Linked DNA regions of Homo sapiens: region 2 is linked to region 1. The links are chromatin loops, found by intact Hi-C in ENCODE. Cell type or tissue: endothelial cell of umbilical vein. All regions are shown on one strand. Each heading gives the region's core, and the rest is flanking DNA. Links, peaks and the distances in the headings are about the cores only. Region 1 overlaps LINC01235 (long intergenic non-protein coding RNA 1235). Region 2 overlaps LURAP1L-AS1 (LURAP1L antisense RNA 1).

Evidence for each region. Peaks named below come from ENCODE experiments on the same cell type or tissue, not always from the same donor. Only the 100,000 strongest peaks of a DNase experiment are listed, where the experiment ranks them.
Region 2: it touches region 1 in a loop (4-fold over the local background); 6 of 110 quality-filtered maps call a loop at or near these places.

Annotation. Positions count from the first base shown.
Region 1 is chr9:13,405,589-13,416,510 of GRCh38, forward strand. It overlaps LINC01235 (long intergenic non-protein coding RNA 1235), which reads right to left. Exons shown (of 3, transcript NR_033863.1): 2 at 10,811-10,922; 3 at 792-2,845. Among named protein-coding and RNA genes, the nearest start is that of LINC01235, 20 kb to the right of the region's middle. In endothelial cell of umbilical vein, for the core only: no CTCF peak of the experiment used is centred there; a DNase peak (open chromatin) is centred at 5,143; H3K27me3 peaks cover 504 bases.
Region 2 is chr9:12,715,430-12,726,351 of GRCh38, forward strand. The region is part of intron 3 of LURAP1L-AS1 (LURAP1L antisense RNA 1); the gene reads right to left. Among named protein-coding and RNA genes, the nearest start is that of TYRP1, 28 kb to the left of the region's middle. In endothelial cell of umbilical vein, for the core only: a CTCF peak has its summit at 4,218 (motif pointing right); no DNase peak of the experiment used is centred there.

The DNA.
Region 1 (10,922 bases), core at 2,805-6,804:
CAATAAACATATGTGTGTATGTGTCTGTATAATAGAATGATTTATAATCCTTTGGGTATATACCCAGTAATGGGAGTTGCTGGGTCAAATGGTATTTCTGGTTGTAGATCCTTGAGGAATCACCACACTGTCTTCCACAATGGTTGAACTAATTTACACTCCCACCAACATTGTAAAAGTGTTATCGAATCATTTCTTCTTCCCAGAGCTATGCTTCATTGGTGAAATAGTGATTCACTATTTCATCTCCATCACTTGGAGAGTAGCAAGAATAATCTTTTATTATTATTATTTTAAAACAAATATTTCCACTGCTTTGTTATGACCTACATATATATTCTCTTAAAATTTCTCATAGGTTTTACTTCCATCACATGATCAGCATCTGTCCCATTCAAACGTTTTCAAAACTGGTTAGTGGTGATAAACTCATTTCAGAGGGACAGTGGTGACTGAAATGGATATGAAAACATTATCAACTTCTGCCACCTAAATGGTGATATGTTCATATTCTTGGAATCATTCTCCATTTTCACATAGAGCTTTATTTTCAATTTTTCAAAATAAGTTGTCCTGCTATATTTCAAAAATTTAAGTTGCCATCAATACTAAAATGTAATATCATTTTATGACAATGAGAGAAAAAATGCTGCCAAAAGAGCTCAGGCACACCATCAATTATAAGACATCTTCTTATTTTAGAGACATTAAAATGTGAAAGTCTTTGTTTCTTAGAATTGATGAATGCAATGTTTATTTTTATTATTAATTATCCCAAATGACAGCAAAACTCAAAGCATATCACTTTTATTTGTTGGCTCAAACTTAATTTGGTTCATTTTAGTACATAAGATGAGTGATTAAAGTAGGAGGTATCAAAACTTAACCAATTTATTTAATATGGATGAAACTCTGCTGTGAATGAAAGAATGAAGAGAAATATAAGTGTCTGTCAGAAACTTCAGTATGTTTAGCACACTATTTTTACTTTGGATAAATGTGTTTTGTGCTATGGAAAAATGCAGTGATATGGATCTGGTAATCCTTGTAGCTATGAAGCATTACTAATTACAACAAAATGTAACACAGTCTTGTAAATTTAAAACATGAAATCCAAAGCAATAATTGTTTTATAAGCTACACTTTTATTCTATGGATAGACTCGATAACACATTTGTGAACATTTAATTTCTACACTAGCATGACTATTTTATCTTATTTATGCTATTCAATAGCTGTTGTCTCTCTGGAAACATAAGCACACCCAACCTCTGAATGCATAAATTATTTAGTGGGAGAAAATTAAGAACTTTCAAAACAATATAAACTTTTTGAGGTCACCAAGGTACCATGAAGTAAATTATTGCCCCACAGTTCTAAATGGTACCTAGTAGCCAGGAAGAGTTTAATGCACCTTTCAAAGTGCCTAATTTACTCTCAGGGAGGAACAGAATAGTGGACAGGCTCTGGATGATGAATTACACATCAAGATGCATTTTCCCAAGTGAATTGGGCTCAATGTTGTCTGAGTAAAATGAATGCCTCACATCTATTTCAAACTTGTGAAGGAAAAGGTCTACAAATAGTTTCGGAAGTCTAAAAAACACCATTCCATTTACCTAAATGCAGTAAAGGGCAAGGCAAACTCAGTTACATAAAATAGGACTATTGGTGATAAAATGCTGGCCAAGGCAACTGAATGAAAAGAATCCCGTGTGTAGTTTGGAAGGGTCATGGAACAAGTAAAACTGAGAATGAAATCTCATCTGAAAGATAGCTAAACTTTCTGTAATTCTTGGGTGTTCCAGAAAGGACTTCCTTGCAAGAATTTAACCTGTCCAACCTTGTAGAATCTATCACATCTGCCAGGATCACAACTGAAGGTGGTATGTCTCCAGGCCATCAATGCTGTTGTATGTATTTACTGAAAAATTTCTTTGTTTCTTTTCTTTTCTTTTTTTCCTTTCTTTCTTTCTTTTTTTTTTGAGATGGAGTCTCGCTCTGTCGCTCCTGCCTTAGCCTCCTGAGTAGCTGGGCTTGCAGGCATGTGCCACCATGCCCAGCTAATTGTGTATTTTTAGTAGAGACGGGGTTTCTCCATGTTGGTCAGGCTGGTCTCGAACTCCCGACCTCAGGTGATCCACTCGCCTCGGCCTCCCAAAGTGCTGGGATTACAGGCATGAGCCACCGCGCCCGGCTGAATAATTTCTATTGCAAATAAATAATAAAGTATTTCTGCCTTTTGAAAATTTTCCTTTGTTAGTCTTACAGTTTCAGAGAGATTACATGAATGTCTGGTAACTTACTTATTATTGCTTTTCCTTTGGGGAGTGATAAAAGATTCCGGAGTTATTTTTGAATCCTGGGGCTCTGAACTCATGTGATCCTTACTTCCAAATAACTTTAAGCAATTGAAACTTAAAAGCACACTGACTTTGTATTATCACAGTTTTACTTTCACAGATGTCTGGCTATTCAATTCATTTAGTATCATATTTAAGACTACCGTAACTAAATGTAATGCTCTTAGACTGTAAGACCATTGAGGACAGATTCTATAACAAAGTAGATTGTGTTACTATTCACCAAATATTCGGGTTTCTCTCCCCGTGGTGCCCTCCCCCGTAAGAGATTATGTGTCCCCTTTTGGCTGAATTTAGGAATAGTCATGGGAGGAAGTGACATGTAAGTAGTTCTGTGCAGAAGCTTTGAGATTAGTGCTTGATTCACCATTTCTCTTTTCTCTCAATATCCCATCAATATCCCACGTCAAGGCTCCTCAATCGAACTGGGTGTGCTAGTGAAGATGATGATGGAGTAGATCCTGCGTTGACCTGTGAGAGACCTATAGCATAAATAAGGAATAACATTTGTCGTTAATGAGTGAGATTTTGTAGTCCTTTGTTTCTACAATATAATCTGTCTGACTCTCACTTGTGCAAGTGCATAAGACCTGGCACTTTGTAGGTATTCAGTAAATACCTGTTGAATGAATCAGTTTTTAGACTTTTGTAGCAAATCATTGTGCACACCACCTGAAACCTGGCTTTGATATATCATAACTGCCTGTGGGTAAAAATAAGCATAACAAAACATAATTTCCCTCTAGCTCTGACTCTACCTCCAGAAATAGTCCCTCTCCTTTGAGAAGTTTGGGAACATTCTTTTGTGCTTCATCTCATATTTTGTTCTTCTCTCCAGCTTCATTGGGATTGTGTCATTTTTTTCTGTTAGTGGCAAACTGGCATATGTGTCACTAGTTGTTACCTCAAGGTACTGCTGTTGATAATTTTAGACAATGACAGCATCAAAGATGGACTTGACTAATGTTGAGGATACCAGTGTCAGCATCTACTGGGCAGAATGCTTTGCCTTGCTGCTTTTCTTCTCGAGAACCAAACTTTTTAACAAAATGATCCTTTTGGGTTTGATTTTTTAAAATTTTACTAGATTTCCATACTTAGAGTCAGTCATGAGTTCCTAGTTGCTGAGCTAGAAGATAATCAGAATGACAGGCATCATGCCTTATTCAGAATCTGCTCCAATTCCGCTTCATGTCTTTGAAACAAATTTGTAGTATAATAGCTAAAATCCATTGAGGGAGTACTTATATGCCAGCCACTGTTCAAAGAGCTGTACATATTTATTCTGTTGAATCTTTACATCAGCCATGTGATGAAAAAACTGAGAAACAAAGAGTTTAAGAGACTCTGTGTGGTCACACAAAAAGGTCACCCAGGCTGTCTTCTTCAGAAACCAGTCTATATTATACTTCTTAACTATATTTCAACTTTTTTTAAAATTTGCTTTAAGTTCTGGGAATGTGCAGGTTTGTTACATAGGTATACATGTGCCATGGTGGTTTGCTGCACCTATCAACTCATCATCTAGGTTTTAAGCCCTGCATGCATTAGGTATTTGTCCTAATGTTCACCCTCCCCTTGTCCCCTAACCCCCAACAGGACCTGGCGTGTGATGTCTCCCTCCCTATTTCAACTCTTAAAAAAAAAATTTCCTGTGGCAGTTCCTTAGACATTCACGTAAGCAGAGCCCTAGTGGCCACATTCCACTCACTTTCCATTTATGCCCAGTCAAGGTTCATTTCCATAGCATACGACCCAGTGTCTGCTCTCATGTTGTTGACAAACATTAAGATGATAATGATAATCTCAGATATCATCTTGTCATTTTATCATGGCACATTCAGTGTACTATTCAAACTCATTATCATTACATTCAGGATACTATTCAAACTCCATGAGTTATTTAGAAGCAGTGAAATTGCATTTATTATAAAATATGATATATTTAAAATGTTTTAGCTGGGACATATTCTCAATTCTTTGTTTTAAAATGGGATATGGGACTTTTATTTTTATTTTTCTTACAAAATTTTTTTTTCAATAGAACAACAAGACAGCTTTGTCAATCTGTGTGATTTCCCATGTTGGATTGTGTAGAAAACAGATCTAAGTTGAAATCATGATTTGGCCTTGACAATATAAAATCCCTATGAGGAGTAAAATGCTAACTAATTATTACCCAAATGCCAGTGACATACTATATTGTAATTAAAATAACCTCATTTGTTTATAATGAAGATGGGAAAAGTGAGAAAATATAATTCTTACTGAATGATTAGAATTCAAAATTATACATGTATTCTATTTACAACCACTAAAAAGTTCCGGTGTATATTCTAATACACAAAAACTAGAATGGAATGAATCCCAATCATGATGGCTAGGTTAAACTTGTGAGATTTGGAGCCAATTAAAAATTATGTTTTCAAAATATTTGCTATTTTTAATAATAAAAGTAAAAAAACATGAAAACAGAACTTAATATTTAAAAAATCAGTTTCAACAAATTTAGCAATTATACCTAATAATACATTTAATTTCTGAAATTGCACTCTTAGTTATATTTATTAACAATCGAATTGTTGACATCTAATTTCTTCCAACTATATTGTTCTCTGTTCTCTTCCTAAGAAATTCAGAGGAGTGAAGTAAGGTGCATGGAATAGTTTATAGAAATAAGATAAGCAGAGATCTTATCCTGGCTCCTTCAGGAATATATAAGGTAATAAAACTCCACAGAGTTGTTTTTACTGGCAAATATTCAAATACCAGCCTTTGAGTTAGAGCTTCACTGGCCAAAAGTTGGCAAGGAAAGCTTCTGTGCAATGTCTGTGAATAAGAGTCCCTAAACTGACTAAACTGACTAGGGAAATTGCCAGGCTGTACTTGAATTTTATTAGTAACGCTTTAAAGTGCTAGCAACAAAGATCCTAATTAGGTTTCCTTAATTCTACCCAAGGTAGTTCATGAACACAAAGGTCAAGTTCAAAACCAGAGGCTTTTGTATCTGGGAGGGCTGAGAAACAGGCAGCAGCACACGTGCAGCCACTTTTTTCCTTTATCCAAGGTAGGCAAGAATCATCTACTTAGCATTTTCATGATATTCCCACCTTGGGTTTCAAATCTTTTTCATGAACGCTGTAAGCAGTTCATATCAATTGCTTGGAGTTATCATATGGAATGAAACTATTCGACATTCCACACTTAACCCACTGGTTTTTCAGATGAGAAAACTGAGACTCATGGAGGAAGGTAGGAAACTAATTATAAGCATGTTCTATTTTCAAGGTACTCTGACAGGTATTTGGCTTGTGTTCCTTCAAAAAATATCGTTAACATTCCCATTGGACAGATGATGAAACCGAGTCTCAGAGACGATAAGCAATATGCACAAGCTTATAGTCCTCACTAGCTACAGATGCACAATTGCCATACGATTCTATTGACCCTATCTAGAAAATTAATATATTTTGCTCTACCACCAAACTATAAGGTAATGTTATTCTTTCTCTGAAGAAATTAATGTATGATGTTAAAAGAATCCTTCTTGGGTCAATGACAGCCACTCATCTCCCTGTGAACCAGAGAAACAGACTTATAAATAATAAAACACTATGCATAGCAGCCACCTGGCACCTAAATATTAATAGTGTGTATGTGAAACACTTTTATATAACCACATTAAAGGCATTAAATAAATGTCAAGGCTTGAAAAATACCACTTTGGGTCACTGCTGGCCACTAAACTCTACAGTCTGACTATTAAAGCAGTGATTGTTTTTTTTTTAAGACATTCGCTTTTCTGGGCTTTTCTTTCCAGGAAAAATTGTATCTTTCTGAACCATAAGGAGAGCAGTTTGAAGCTTAAAATTTGTAAACATAATTACTATTTATGAAGTTTGAGCCATAGTTACTCCTAACCATTTCCACTCCTTTTCTCCCAACTCAGTGTTTTCAATCTCTCCACAACCTGGGCAACTCAGTCTGGGAAATTCTCCACAGTGCAGAGCAGAACCAGGGCCCTCTGTGTGCATAGAGGACAGGCTTTTACCATCAGTGATGAAGCATTTGTTCCTTTCTCCAGCTCCTTCTGGGAAAATGGACTTCCCAAGAGGGAAGCTTTTCTGATTAGGAAAGTTTTTCTGATTCCCTCTTCCTAGATAAATCATATTGTGAATTATTTTGTTGAATTCCTTTCCATTTGTTTTCTATTTAGTTCTTGCTTCATTCCCTGTAGATCTCATACATCCCTCTGAATAGTAAATTCTAATCTGTTTTCAAAATAAACATGCAATTGAAGAAAGAAATATTAGGAGGAAGGACAAGAAGGAAAGAATCCAACTAATCTTGATTATATATTTAAAGCATTTTTAGGAGCTATATCTTTCTCCACAGCTCTACTCTCACATCAATATATTATCTGACTTCTGTAAAAACAAAGGCAAACAGATACAATTTTTTTTCTAGTTAATTTTAAGCAAAATGCAGAACATGTCATCTACACACCCCTGGACCTTGGCCGATTTCCAGAACTCTAGATCTGTTTCCAGAAGCTTCTGCTGCTTTGTCAGTACAATTTCGGCTAGACTGACCTTATGATCTCCAGCATCATTTTCTAGTCATTCTTTTCCAAGCAAAGCCATAAGGATGGGAAGAAAATTCTCTGGAATGTGACAAAACTGGCACAATGAGAACCTTATAAGGTTTGTGCTGGCAGCAATGCAAAAATCACACTGGCTAGGAGAATTAACCATACCATGTGTAGTTTCATGGTAGGAACTTATGGTTCTCAGTAATTAATGTCCATGGTATAATCAAAAGCATATCATAATTTTATCCATGTTCTAATAGGAGATATATTGCTTTAAATATAATCGTATGTAATAGCCTAATTTTCTAGGCAACTTTTTGAGCTCTTCTACATTTTAGGACTAGAAAAATAGTGCCAGCTTCTGACAAATATGAAAAAAACATGTTTACAATGGATTTTAACATATTTTGTTTCCTTTAAATAACATTTATCCTGAAAAGTATTTATTAGTGCCATGTATATTTACGATAAGAAAAAAATAAAAGTACCCCTATTCTGATTGCTAAGATACAACCACTGATAACATTTTAGTTATTTCCTTCTAGCATTTTTCTGCACATTTAATTACATATAAATAATCACATAATTAGAGAACACTGTACAATTTGCTTCATCCTTTTTCACTTATGTGATAATAGCTATTTCCCTATATCCTATTTGATGTTAAAATAATGAATCTCTTTGAGGAGAAAAGAAGTTAGTTTTTGAGAGGCACCATTAAGTAGTTGCCTCATTATTAATTCTTTTTAAATTAATGAGAATTATTTATACTTATAGTTTGTGCACTTTTTGTTCTGTATATTACACTTCAATAAAAAGCTTATTAAATACAAAATCTCAAATTAATTAAAATGTGATTCACCATGACTACGTAACATTCCATCATGCATCTTAACTATGATTAATTAGGCCATTCTCCCATCCTTAGACATTTAGTTTGTTTTCAGTGTCTAATACAAATAACACTGCTATAAATACACTGGTATTAAATATTCCTCTGTATCACATTCACTTAGGGTAGAGTTCTAGCATTTTTTGCCTCTTTCTTGAGAAGAAATGCATTATAATGAGGGAGAACGATTAATGTAATACATTTTCTGCAATGTATTTATTGCTGGGGTAAACTGGTAGAACTCTTAAATTCCTATAATTATAGTCTGAAAGAGAAGGTGGGACTGCAAAATCCTGAGCTGGGCCCCACATGTGAACCAAGTTTCACCTATATGTGAAACTTGTACGTGTAGGGGAGATATTCTTCATCCCAGTAAAATGAACAGTTGTCTGTTAAATTCAATTGAGTAAACCATTTTTGAGCACCAAGTACATGGCAGGACTCTCCTAGACACTAGATACAGAGATGCGAAAGGTACAGCTCTGTACTTGTTTAGGAATAAGAGTTGACCCCTGAGGAAGAGTCTCAAACCACTGTGGACATGAATGTTCCTCCTCATTTCACAATCCCTTTATCTGTACATTGGGATAATAATACTTAACCTCAGTGGCTTGTGGTGAGAATTAAGTCAGTGTTTACAGAGCACTAGCCAAGGGTGCTATTCAAAATATTTAACAATCCATATAAACTGGCACCAATCAATCAGAAGAAATCCTGGTTTGGACAAAATGGAGGCAGTCGGTAAAGAACTGTTCTCCGACCTGATGCCTTCTGGCCAAGTACTTTGTGCCCTTGTGTAATATAGGTACTGACGATCATTAGTTTTTCTTTCTTTATTCCTTTTGATTTCCTCAGGTAAAATAAAATATCCTCAAACTCATATTTGCTTTTGAATGAAATTATTTTGCATTCACAGTATTTGGAGAAAGCAACCTCAGAGATATGGTTTGTGATCAAACACTCTTCCTTTCATTTTTACCCAATAGGAGTCATTGGGCCTCTTCAACTGTTCTTCCATTTATTTCCTTTGTGTCCAACTCCTATTTTTTTCTACTGCCAACAGTCACAGCAGCTTGTTAGGAGAAAAATTACATCATATATTTACTCCTAAAAATTGGCAGTGAATATAGGAACCATGTGGGAGGTGGGGATGGGACATGGGCCTAGTCATATAAATATAGTAAATGAAAAATAAAAAAACCCAAAACCCTATTTTCTGGTAGCAAGCTTTAGGTTTTTGATTACCATTTAAACTGTTAAATTTTACCTAATTTACTAAAGTAAAAATAAATAAAAAGGATTATTACAGAAGTTGAATAACAACTACAAGTATAAAAAACACTCATCGATTACTGTAGATTTTTTTTAGGTGATTATGGTTAAGTAACTACAGTTCAATAACAACAACTTGGAAATATGTTAACATTTGCTCTTCAAATTGAGAAGATAAATACTTTACACTACAGGAATAAACCATCTGAGCTGCTCAAATCTCATATCGCCTTTGAGTTCCAATAAGATTCCTGCATCCTGCTGCCATCTGAAAAACTTCTTTTTGGAAACATAGGAAATGTGGAGTCAGGAATGGGAATATTAGGTGGTGCAATAAGGAATGAGAGTTTTCTGTAAGTTCATGTCAAAGAATGCCATTCAAATGCCCACTGCATAATATGGCTTTTATTGTACTCAACATGCTGCTTTGCCTCTGGTAAGTGCTTAATACACATTGAGGGAATGAGCAGGGACAGAATGAATGCTTCATAGACACCAGAGGTAAAGTGATATCTTTGGAAAGAATATTTACTCTGGAACCTGAATGTCCATCAAAGGTGCACTTGTTGGCTAATGTTGAGGATACCAGTGTCAGCATCTACTGGGCATGATGAAACCAAGTCTCAGAGAAGCTAAGCAATATGCACAAGCTTATAGTCCTTACTAGATAAATGTAGGGCAGAACCCTTTGCCTTGCTGCCTTCTGTTCTCATAAGCCAACATTTTTAACAAAATGATTCTCTTGGGTTTGGTTTTTAAAAAAATTTTACTAGATTTTCATCATTAGAGTCAGTCATGAGTTCCTGGTTACTGAGCTAGAAGATAATCAGAATGACAGGCATGTGGTGTCTATGAAGCATTCATTCAACACAGGTTGAAAATCTCCAATTCCATTAGTTACTATCTAAGTGAATATGGGAAAATATTTTAAACTTTGATCCTCAGTGTCCTTATATGTAGCATGAGAAAAATAACATATTTGCAGAATTGGTATAAAGTTTAGAGACAGTGTGTATGTAGTGACTGGTCAGAGTAGAGTCATAAGTAATAATAACTATCATATTTATTTGCTGTTTATAAATAATATAAAAGTCTAGGAACTACGAAATTGTGGGACTTTAAAAATAACAACGACAACAAACAAACTTCTCCTTATGGTATCCTCAACATAAATGTAAATGAGCACATTCAACAGTTGTGACATAAGAGAGGTAAAATTAGGAAAATATCTCCAAATAAACATTTTTTAAATGAAGGCTTTACTTCTCTTTGAAGTTTTTGTCGAGCAATGTTGATTTCCACAGTATTTCAATTTTTAGCATAAATAGCAACGCTTTGATCTTGGTAGGAGGCGTCCTCTCTGAGTTCTTGTACAATATGCAGGTAAATACCAATCTAAATATTTCACATTTCATCTACCTTCTCATGAAGCTTTACTGGATCAAACACTGTAGGAAAGCTCATTTTTTAAAAACTCTGATCCAGCCAAATTAAAAACTCTGATCCAGCCAAATTCTCTGGAGGCAAAAGAATGCTTTAGTTTGTCAATATAACATCTAAGGTGGAAGTAAGGCGGAGTAGAACAATAATTACCTTCTTTCAGGAGGGCTTTATTTATAGCCTCCTTTTTTTCTGTCACTATTAGATAAATTCTATGCAAGAATGTTCTCCAAGGTTTCTCTCTGTTCTTACCCTTCGGCTTCCAGGGCCAGAGGTCTTGCATTGGCTCTGCTTTGCTCTCTGTTCTCCTGGCCATCCTCAGACCCAGAGCCACAGGTAAGGTAGGCTGCTTCTTAGCCTTTCT
Region 2 (10,922 bases), core at 2,708-6,707, 690 kb before region 1:
AACACTAATAACGGTTTGAAGAGAAGAATGACGTCAATGCAAATAAAGGATAATAATTATGATCTCAGGGCAAAGAGGAGGATTAGAAAATCAAAATTTTTAAAAAACTGATTATCTAGAGAGCAATATTCTGGGAATGCAAATGTTTCTATTGTTGAAAAAATGTACCCTATAATCAAGAAAAGTAGGTCAATAGTTCCTATGGCCTTAAAGAATTCTACAGTCTTACGATTTTATTCTCTATTATTCCATGCTTAAATAGTCTAATCTATTGATTTGTCTGCTTTTTATAACAGGAAAAGAGAAAAAAAACACATTCACGAATATTCTGCAAAATAAACACACCATTATTCACTAATAAATTGTCTTTCTCTTATACCTGGGGATGCCAGTAATATACACCTTTACTTTAGGACCTATCTTGTAGCCCTGAATGATTTGTCTGTTAAAGGTTCTAAATTTCACCATTGTTAGAGAAGAAAGATTCAAACCTGAGCTAGCTTAAATAATGTCTGCAACTCACCAAAAAAATTCTTATCTATTGGAAATGACCTAACATAAAGTAAGAAATGATCGAACACAAACTACATTTTATGTCAAGTGAAGGAGACAGAAGAATGTAAAAGTTATATCTCCATAGGAGGTGTGTGGAATGTAAAATATCTTGTGTGTGGGCAGTAAATACCTTGGAGGTGTGTGGACAGTAAAATACCTTGTCGAAAGGATATATTCAGTTCTATTAGATTAGAGGAATTCATCCAAAAAGGATTATAAAACACCAAACAAATTAAAAAGTGGGATAATTATTAATTCTAGGGAAACAGCCATTTGTTTCAGAAAAGAAAGTCATTGTAGTGTACTATGTAGTATGCTGTAAACAACAAAATTTCCATCTAAATAGTAAAAGAAATTGATTAAATAATAACAAAAATATGATATAACTAAATTGAAAAATGTAAGCAAGGATGAAGTAAAATATGTTGGTGAGCAAGGCTATGATAAAAGCTGAGTCCTCATCATCCAAGGTAGAATATCAAAACTTACTGTCTCTAAATTTTTTAAAAAGATAAAAATACATTTAAAAACAGAGGCAAAATTAGAAGAAATAATTTGAAGAGCTGAAAAAGTTGTATGAAAAAGTGTCATCTGTGTATAGGAAAGGCTGGGGCAGGAGACCTTGATCATTCTTTATCAGCCTTGACTTTTTTAAATAAAAATTTTTAAAAAGCAGGTGATGCTTCTGGAAACCTCGGTGAAGAATGATTTATTTCAGAATGTATAACACTAAAGCAGAAGTTCATTCTTAATGTGTTCTCCTATTATATAGAAGTATTTAGACTTCTAATCTGGGGAAAAGAGAAAAAAGGACATGGCTTTCAAATAGAAACTTAGCAAAATGAGTAAGAAGAGTCATTAAGCACTTTGATTAAATAAGTAAATTACACATGGAAATACACTCTGGCATTCTTTTTTATTTATGCTCCAAAATATAGGCTTCTGGCATGTTGTAAAATGTATTTCTCCATTGTTATTTCTTTCTGGTCTTCAGATTTACTCAGACTTTTGCCACTATATCTGCTAAAAACTGAATAGAATATTACCACAAGATGGCACCTTTGAACATATTTCAAAATGTTGATTATGAACATCAAATGCCTCCAACTGAAATGAACAGTGAAGACACCTGTTATTCCTTTTCTGGTTTTAAAAAACGTTCATGTGATTCTTGAAAGCAGAAGAAATGAAATTTTCATTTGAGTAGAAATGGGTTTGTGTGATTAATAATCTCCACATGGCTGAAATTTCCAACTAAATAACAATGACAAAAATGTATCTTCTTTATCGACTAAAACTCTCTTGTATACATTATCCCCCTTCATCATGATCACTGATCATAAAGCCCTTCCGGGCCACAAAATGAAGAGTGAGTGGCATATCACCCAAATGGTTCCACGTACAATAGATGATTATGCCAGGACCAAAGACATTGATAATTTCTGACAAGGGTGAAAGGGCTAGCCAGCTCTGGGAATCGTCTGCATTCAGCTGCTGAGAATACAAATACTGAAATCACAGTTAACTGTGTACATGTACACTTAAAGATTTCAAAACTAGCCTGAGAAGCCTAAAAAAATTATTTTAACTTACCTTGAAAAAATTATAATTTAGAGAAAAATTGCAAGAATAAAATAAATTCCCATGGACACTGCACCTAGATTTAACAATTGTCAGTATTTTGCACATTTGCTTTTTTACTCTATCTCCATGCATGCCTATGTGCGTATCATTATTATGAACATTTTTCCTGAACAAAATTGAAAGTAAATAGCAGATATTATGACCTTTTATCCCTGTTTTAGTATGTGCCTCCTAAGAGCAATGGCATTCCCTTACATAATCACAATACAACTGTCAGGAAATTTAAAATGGATGCAATACTATGTTCTAATATATAGCCCATATTCAAATTTTCCAGTTGTTTCAGTAGTATCCTTTGGAGTGATTTTTTAAAATAACAAACTCAACATTTTGAAGAAGAAATTAAAAAATGGCACATAAAAATATAAACAACATAAGGGAAACTTAAAGAGTAGAAGAAAAGGCCAAGAGAGGACATTCTATCAAATTTCCTTTAGGGGAAATAAGTCAACATCTGTTTGTGATAGGCAACATGATAAGACTAATTCTATATTCAAACAGCCCTAGTTTGGCTTCCTGTCTCTTCCATTTATTAGCAATGTGTCCTTGAGCAAGTTGCATTACTTCTCTAAGCCTGTTTTCTTTATCTGTAAAATAAAGGCGGTTCTTACAAAATAGTGATTTTTAGAACATCAGAAGTGATAATGGTAAGTATATCTCCCAATACCTAAAATGTAGTACTTGCTTAACAAATTTTAACTTTTATTCCTAGAATAATGAAAACTTAACTCTTTCCAGCTACCTCCTTAAAAAAATGATTTGGAAAAAAAGAATTTATCTCTTGGTTCCCAAGTTAAATCTCTTGGTTCGTGATACCATGTTGCACACGGGTTTCCATCTGAACACTCTCATCCCACTGCCATTGAAGGGCATGTCACAGCTAATTATCTGTCATCACGCCCTGTTGCATAGGCAGTACCTTGCCTGCTGCTGCTGGGACCTCAGTGCTGTCTGTTGATTCATTTGCATTGCCTCCTGAGTGTCTCTGCTGTGTATGGATCACACAGAATGAAGCTCAGGGGCCAACTGGCAGGCCCATCTGAATTGTGGAACATATCTAAGTCCCCTCCTCATTACTTAGTGAGTAATGTGGGGGATGTTCCCTGGTTCACACACCCTGGCAGTGTAAATGGTCATCTGCTGCCTCATCTGCTTCTCCGCGTCTGGGGTGCAGGACCAGATCGGCTGAGGAACTTTGCTAGCACTTATGCAAATAGCTGTGGGAGCTCCTGGGTTTGGCAACATTCCTTTCAGTAGCCTCATTTGTGGCTGCGCCGTCTGCCTCTTTTGTGCTTTCACAGCTTTGTGAGGCAAGCTCAAAATAGATCTCTCCCATACTCAAGTTGTATTTATGTCCCTTTACCATGGAAAGATTGAAACCCTTCCCAATACGTTTAGTGCTCCCTGTTCGGTGTCTGAGTGACTGTGATGTTTCAATTTAAACTCTAAAAGAACATGTATTTGAGGCAAAATCAGACTATGCATATCTAGTTCTGATTCCCCAAATTAGACTTAAAATATATAAATAAATTCTTACAGCATGTGTAGACATAGAACAAGTCCCAAACTGTTAGGCATATATGTATAATACCATAATTTTGTTCCAATACAAACTTCATTCTTTCAAATAAACTGCATAATATATACTTGTAAAAAAATCTGCCTTCAATTTATTTTAAAAAATTATCTTCAAACTACTGACTTCAGAAAGTAGCTGTGGCCATTCAGAACAGGGCATTACTGAGTGACAAGGATACTGTTTAATCTTGGTATGAATTCTTATTTCATTAAAGGATGAGGTTTCTTAATTTTTCCTTCTCTTTCCTCCATATTACTCTATACCTTTTACTATGAGATACTCCTATAGAAACTAAATTTAAAGTCTACCTAGAAAAGAAAAAAAAAAAAAAAAGCATTGTAAATAAGCCCCAGCCATGAGAGTTTTATCTATCTACAAGCGGCTGTAAGAACCACTGGAAATAAATGATACCTAAAGCTGTTTTCCTCTAGGTGTCAGTATACTCCCAGAACTTTTAAAGCTTAGATTTAATGAAAAAAGTAGGAGCACAGTAAAATAAATGTTTACTGCTAGTCCATACTATTTATACATTTGAAAGATTTTTTTTGAAAACTGAACTAAATTTGCCACTATGAATGTTCATCTGCAGATGACAGAATAGATTTTGTACTAGAAAGAACAAGATATGGCTATGATATATTTCTACAAACACACATTGTTTTTTCCATCTTTTTTTGGCATTGGAAAGCCCTATCATTCATTATTGGCTATCATAAGTTACCTTGTCCTGTGGACAGACATTAACATTCTAAAATTTCAATAAACTTTGTAGATAATTATTGATACCCATTACAATAATTGGGCTCAATTTAAAATGCTCATTGGCAGGAAGTCTTGCATTATACCTTTATCACCAATGGCGTAGATTTGTTTAATTAGACTAACACAGAATTTTTAAAATAACACAAGATACAAATATGTTAATGAGTGTGTGACTGACATTTATCATAACATGTATTCTATTAAAACACTGTCATCCACATTCCTCCAGTCATAGAGAATCCTTCTCTATTTTCTCTCCAAATTAAGTTTCCTGAGGAGGCTGTGTATCAACTGGATGACTCCCAGTGATCAAACCAGGAAAGTAATAGTGACACGCCTGCACCGATAGTTTCAGTGTATTTAAGAAATTCATTACGCCCTATTTTGTAATTTTTCTCCAAGCTTTATTTTGAAAACTGTCAAAGCCCCAGAAATCTGAAAAAGCAAAGCAAAACAATGAAGACTTGTATAGACTATTTATTTCAACAGTTGTGAATATTTTGTGACATCATATTTCTCTAAATAAATACCTTGACATGTAATTTAAGCAAAACATGTTTCTGAGGAGATCATATAAATTATTGTTAATCAAAATCTCAGGTAATGTAAATAGCTCTGTCAGTTTTCCATGAAGCCCTCAATCCAATTCTTATATGACACACAAGGAATGTATGGATAGATGTATGTGTCTAAATTCCTGCTGGTATGATTGTAGTCCTCAAAAAACGCTGGAGATCTGGATCAGGTAGATAATCACATACAGAGCAATCAGGAAGCAAAGCCAAGTTGATAGGATCTTTGAGATCCTTTTCAGAGCTCCTACTTCAAAGCCAGCACAATCCCTACCCTCCGAAGAGCCAATCAGTGCACTTTACGTCTCATATCTCTACCATTACTCTGTTACCTGAGCAAAGTCTGAAAACCACCACTGGAAAATTCAGAAATATAATTCTAATGACCTCACAGATAAACCTCTCCAATTATGGCAAAATCAGGTACCTCTCTGATCACAGACAGGAACTTAGAAATAACTAAAAACTAAAAAAAAAAAAAAAAAAAAAAATTACCATGATGGAAGTGACTCTGCCAACTATAATGGATGAATATTTATTCATTTCTTAGTTTGGATGGGTGACAAATTATTAGCCTTTCTTAGGCACCAACTCTTAGTCTACTCAAGTTTCTTCCATAACCTTATGACTAACCTAACTGATCATGTCACTCTCATAGTTCAAGATTAAATTTCATCTATCAGTGTTCTCCAGAGAATAAGGTTGGGACAGTGTCAACTTTTTTTGAGACTTTATTTTGTACTTTGTCAAAACATTAAATAATTTTAATTCTGCTTAAGTAAATTTTTTTTAAGAATATCTTTGAAGATCTCTAGTGAAATTATTTTATAAGTTCAAAGTACTGTTTTAGTTTTATATTTGCTACTGTAACAAATTACAACAAACCTAGTGGCCTAAAACAAGACAAATTTATTTTTTTCACTTCTGAAAGCTGTTTTTACAAAGTCACCGGGCTGACACCCATGCATGGTCAGGCCTGTACTGTCTCGGGAGGTCTTTTTCTTTGCCTTTTCTAGCTTCTACAGAAAGTGTCATACCTTGCATTCCTTGGTTCATGGCCCTTTCTCTATCTCCAAAGCCAGTAGGATCATATCTTCTCTGACTCTGCTTACATGTCCTTATGTCACATGGCCTTCTTTGCCTCTGTCAAATCTCCCTCCATCTTTACTTTATGCGAAAATTTGTGATTGCATTTAGGACCCACCCACCAAATAATCCAGGATAATCTCTTCCTTTGAAAGTCCCTAATTTAATCACATCTTCGAGGTCCACTTTATCACATAAGGTAACATTCACAGGTTCCAGGTATTAGGACCTGAACATCTTCGGGGGTCATTTTTGAGCTTACCATAAATACTCTCTTTGTGTGCCCATTTTGAGAAATTGGCTCAGTTATTACCAATAGATAAAAATGAGGCCAGTTCCAAATTCTTCATTTTTCTTCATTAAACTGCTGTGAAAAGTTTATTCTTAGACAGTTTTCTGGCAATGATAGAAGACACTGAATCAAGACTGTAAAACTGACTGAAGAATTCTGCTTTTACCTCATAAATCTTCCCCCAAATTTCCTGCTCTCCAATTATTTTTCCTCCTCTTTACATGGAATCTTTTTATGCTATATTTCTACTTAGAATACTTCTATGATAGACATTTTGGTTTCACCAATTAGCAGAGAATTTCAAATTCCTCCTCTAAACCTAGTTTGTTTATTGGTTTGCTTTCCTTTTCTTTACATGTTCATGTAATTAAGATGGCTTTAGTAGTCACAGCTTGCACAAGAAAGGTTGACTCACCTGCCCGTGTGAAAACATCTTTCAGATTTAAGAAGAGTCCCAAGGGAGCATCCCGAGTTTATTGCTCTTTGCAGGCTATAAGCTCTCCTTAAGTGATCTCAACCATTTTCATACTTTTAATTACCTTCCCTAGGCTAATAATTCCTGAATCTCTATATTTAGCCTTAGACACTGCCATGAGCTTCAATTTCACATATTTAATTGCTGGCTAGAGAAATCCATTTGACTAGCTCTCGAGACTTTCAAATTCCAAATACCCAAAATGAAACTATTTCTTTTCCCTATAAAACATGCCTCATCCCTCCTCAGCTAAAAGTGCTACCATCTATGAGACACTTCAGGAGAAACCAGGCAGTCAATTTGGATTCCTCCTTTCTCTTTAATCTGCCAGTTGGCCACCCCACCTTTATAATGAATATACAACATGTCTGCTCATGAATCTTCAACAAATATTTTTCAAGTCTCTTCTCTCTCGAATTTTTCACCACTGCCTAGCTAGACCTCTGCAACCCTTTAAAAAGGCCTACAACATTTTCATTTCCTGAAACTTTCAGTATGTTAACATACTGAAAAAAAATGCTAAGTTAGTTATCACTGTATATATATTAAATACTAAACTGAATGAACTAATGGTTTCAATGCAAGTAAAATGGTGCTATTCATGAGAAAATTATAGGGCTTATAAAAAATTCAGACTGCGTTACGGGAAATATGACTAATATTGAAATACAAGTTTAAAATTGTTTGATAATATGTTCTTTCAAAACTGTCAGTGTTTGTCTGAGATTGAATGCATACTTTCACTTGAAGATAATATTAGATGTCTATATTTGAGAGTCTCTGAATGTGAGTCCAATACCACACGGCCTTTCTGTAACTTCCTCTGTCCTGCCTCTCCTTCACTGATAGAACTGAAGCCTGATCCACCATAGTTTTCTCACTGCCTCCAAACAATGCTCCTCTCTTCCAAGGCTTGATTTACTAAATCTTAACTATCTCCCTGCCTCACTTAACAGAGTAAAGGACAATCTCAACATGGTATTTTATGCCTTCTGGGACCAGTCTGTGATAATTTGGCAAGCTCATCTTCTGTCTCTTCCTCTTCCCAAATTTTAAGTTCTAAGCCTATGAAATGTTTGCTTCTCTGAAAGACCCATACGTCTTCATACTTCCAGGCTATTGTTCATGCTGTTCCCGCTAGTCTACTGTTTATCCACCTAACTACTTCTCAGTAGTCCACCAGGCAAGAGTCATTCACTCCACATAAACTTCCCTCATGACCTTGCTGGGTGCAGTCCTTTGCAATGCAATTTGTCCAAGGCGTATCCTTGACAGTTTCCACACCTTCATGCTTGTGATATTGTGTTCTTGGTGGGCAGAAACCATGTCTTACTTATTTTTGTGACCAGATACCCTGCAGATGATCTAAGACAGGATGGAAGCAAATTGATATTTATCAAATTGAACAAAACTGAGTGAACTTGGAAGGCACTGATTTCACAACTTCTAACTTCCACAAGGTGGCAATATTTTATTCTCAATAGAGAGCAAATCACAAAAATAGGAACTTAATGCAAGGATGGTGTTCAGTATAGATATATAGGTATGTCATTATTTTAGAATATATATATATCGAATATATATATAATAATATATTGAACTCCAGTCACGTGTATGTGCCTGTGTAGAGTGAAGCTGTTCTCCCAGCTACCCATTTATACTAGTGCAAACTGTCAGCGGACAAGTTGATATTTCCTTTACAATCTTTACAAAAACATAGTTGAAAAAATATTAAATTAGTGGGCAGTGGTTAGAGTAGATCTTCCTAAATAAAAGGGACCTTGTACCCTTTTCATCCATAGTGTTATCACCCAAAGATTTTCAAAAGTAGATGTGACACTGAACTTCAATTCTTGGTATTAGTTGGGCGTGGCGGTAGTAGTAGTCCCAGCTCTTGAAAGGCTGAGGTAGGAAGAACAGCCTGGGTCAGAGTGAGATGCTGTCTCTAAAAATTTTTAATTAAAGAAAAATGTGAATTCTGATCGTTGGGATAATTCAAGTATATTCCCAACTAGTGAGACAGGAGGATGGAAAAATTTGGGGGGTTTATGAGCAAGGAGTTCTTGCCCAGTACAATATGAACCCTCTGACATTCACTGCCTACAGTATGAAAACTTGATAATAATGCTTGTCTTTAAACTATGTTGTGAAGGATTGGACATTATGCAATTTATAATACATTTAAAGTATCCAGCACAAAGAAGAAACTGAGAATCTGGTGACAATAATAACTATTAGAGACAGTAGGAGGGGTCAAGAAATGGGAATTTCATCTGGTCTTAAAGTTTAAATATTTTAAGCTGCTTTTTTTTTTACTTCAATAGACTACTTGGGTTTGGATCTGTTTCCCCCACGTTTTGATGTATGTCACCTAAGCCTCATTTTTCTCAGCTATAAAATAAACCTCTAGCAATCCATATTAGGTAGCCATAGATGAAACAAGAAACCTGCGTGTGTGTGTGGTGTGTATGTGTGTGTGCGTGTGTGTGTGTGTGTATTTAAATAAAAACATGACTACGTAGAAAAGTATCCCTTTTTAATATTCCTTAGTATTCACCTTGTCCAGTTGGTTGCTGGCTAGTCTAGCTAGCAGACTGCTTACCACTTCTATGGTTGGAACACAAAAGCATAGGGAATTGAATATCTGAACAAATAAATATCTCCCCCAATAAGTAATTAATTCCTAAAATTCCACAGTTAAAGATTCATTCTTTTGATTTAAAACCTTTGACACCTGGTAAACACATGCTTAGGCAGGTGACTCTTGAAGTCTTATTTGCATCTAAGTATGAGTGATCTTACTAGAATCCGTCCCCTTAAACAGATTTTGAAAAGAGGAGGGTGGAGGAAGTATAAAACCTCCAAAAACCTTGAGGGGGATGGATAGGGGTTTGGGGGTACACTAAGTCCATCTTTTTTTTTTTTTTTTGAGATGGAGTCTCGCTCTGTCACCCAGGCTGGAGTGCAGTGGCGCGATCTCGGCTCACTGCAAGCTCCGCCTCCCGGGTTCACGCCGTTCTCCTGCCTCAGCCTCCCCAGTAGCTGGGACTACAGGCGCCCACCACCATGCCCGGCTAATTTGTTGTATTTTTAGTAGAGACGGGGTTTCACCGTGGTCTCGATCTCTTGATCTCGTGACCCGCCCGCCTTGGCCTCCCAAAGTGCTGGGATTACAGGCGTGAGCCACCGCGCCCGGCCTCCATCATTTTATATATACCTCTCAATCATGCTGAAGTTCATTTCTAAGTACATTTATTCTAATGTTATAGATAAAATGGAGCTCAGAGAGGCCAAGTAACATCAAGTAGCAGAGATTTTATTCAGAGGGAAATATGTATGCCCAAATTATATAAAGTCATGCACCACATAAGAACGTTTTGGTCAATGACAGATGGCATATACCATGATGGCCCCACATGATTATAATAGAACTGAAAAATTCCTATGGCCTAGTGACATCATAGACCTCTTAAGGTCTTAGTACAACACATTATTCACGTGTTTGTGGTGATACTTGTGTAAACAAATCTACTGTGCTGCCAGCCATATAAAAATATAGCACATATAATTATATACAGTATATAATACTTGACGATAATAAACAACTATGTTATTGGTTTATGTATTGATTATACTATACTTTTTGTCATTATTTTGGAAGGTACTCCTACTTATATAAAAAAAAGGTTAACAGCAAAACAGCCTCAGAAGAAGGCAGTGTTATCATAGGAGGTGACTAACAGCTCCATATGTGTTATTGCCCTAAAGAACTTCCAGTGGGACAAGATATGGAGGTAGAAGGCAGTGATATTGATGATCCTGACCCTGTGTGCCTAGGCTAATGTGTGTGTTTGTGTCTTAGGTTTTAACACAAAAGCTTAAAAGTAAAAAAAAAAAAAAACTTAAATATTTTAAAAATAGTAAAAGTTTTATAGAATAAGGATAAAAGGAAAAAAG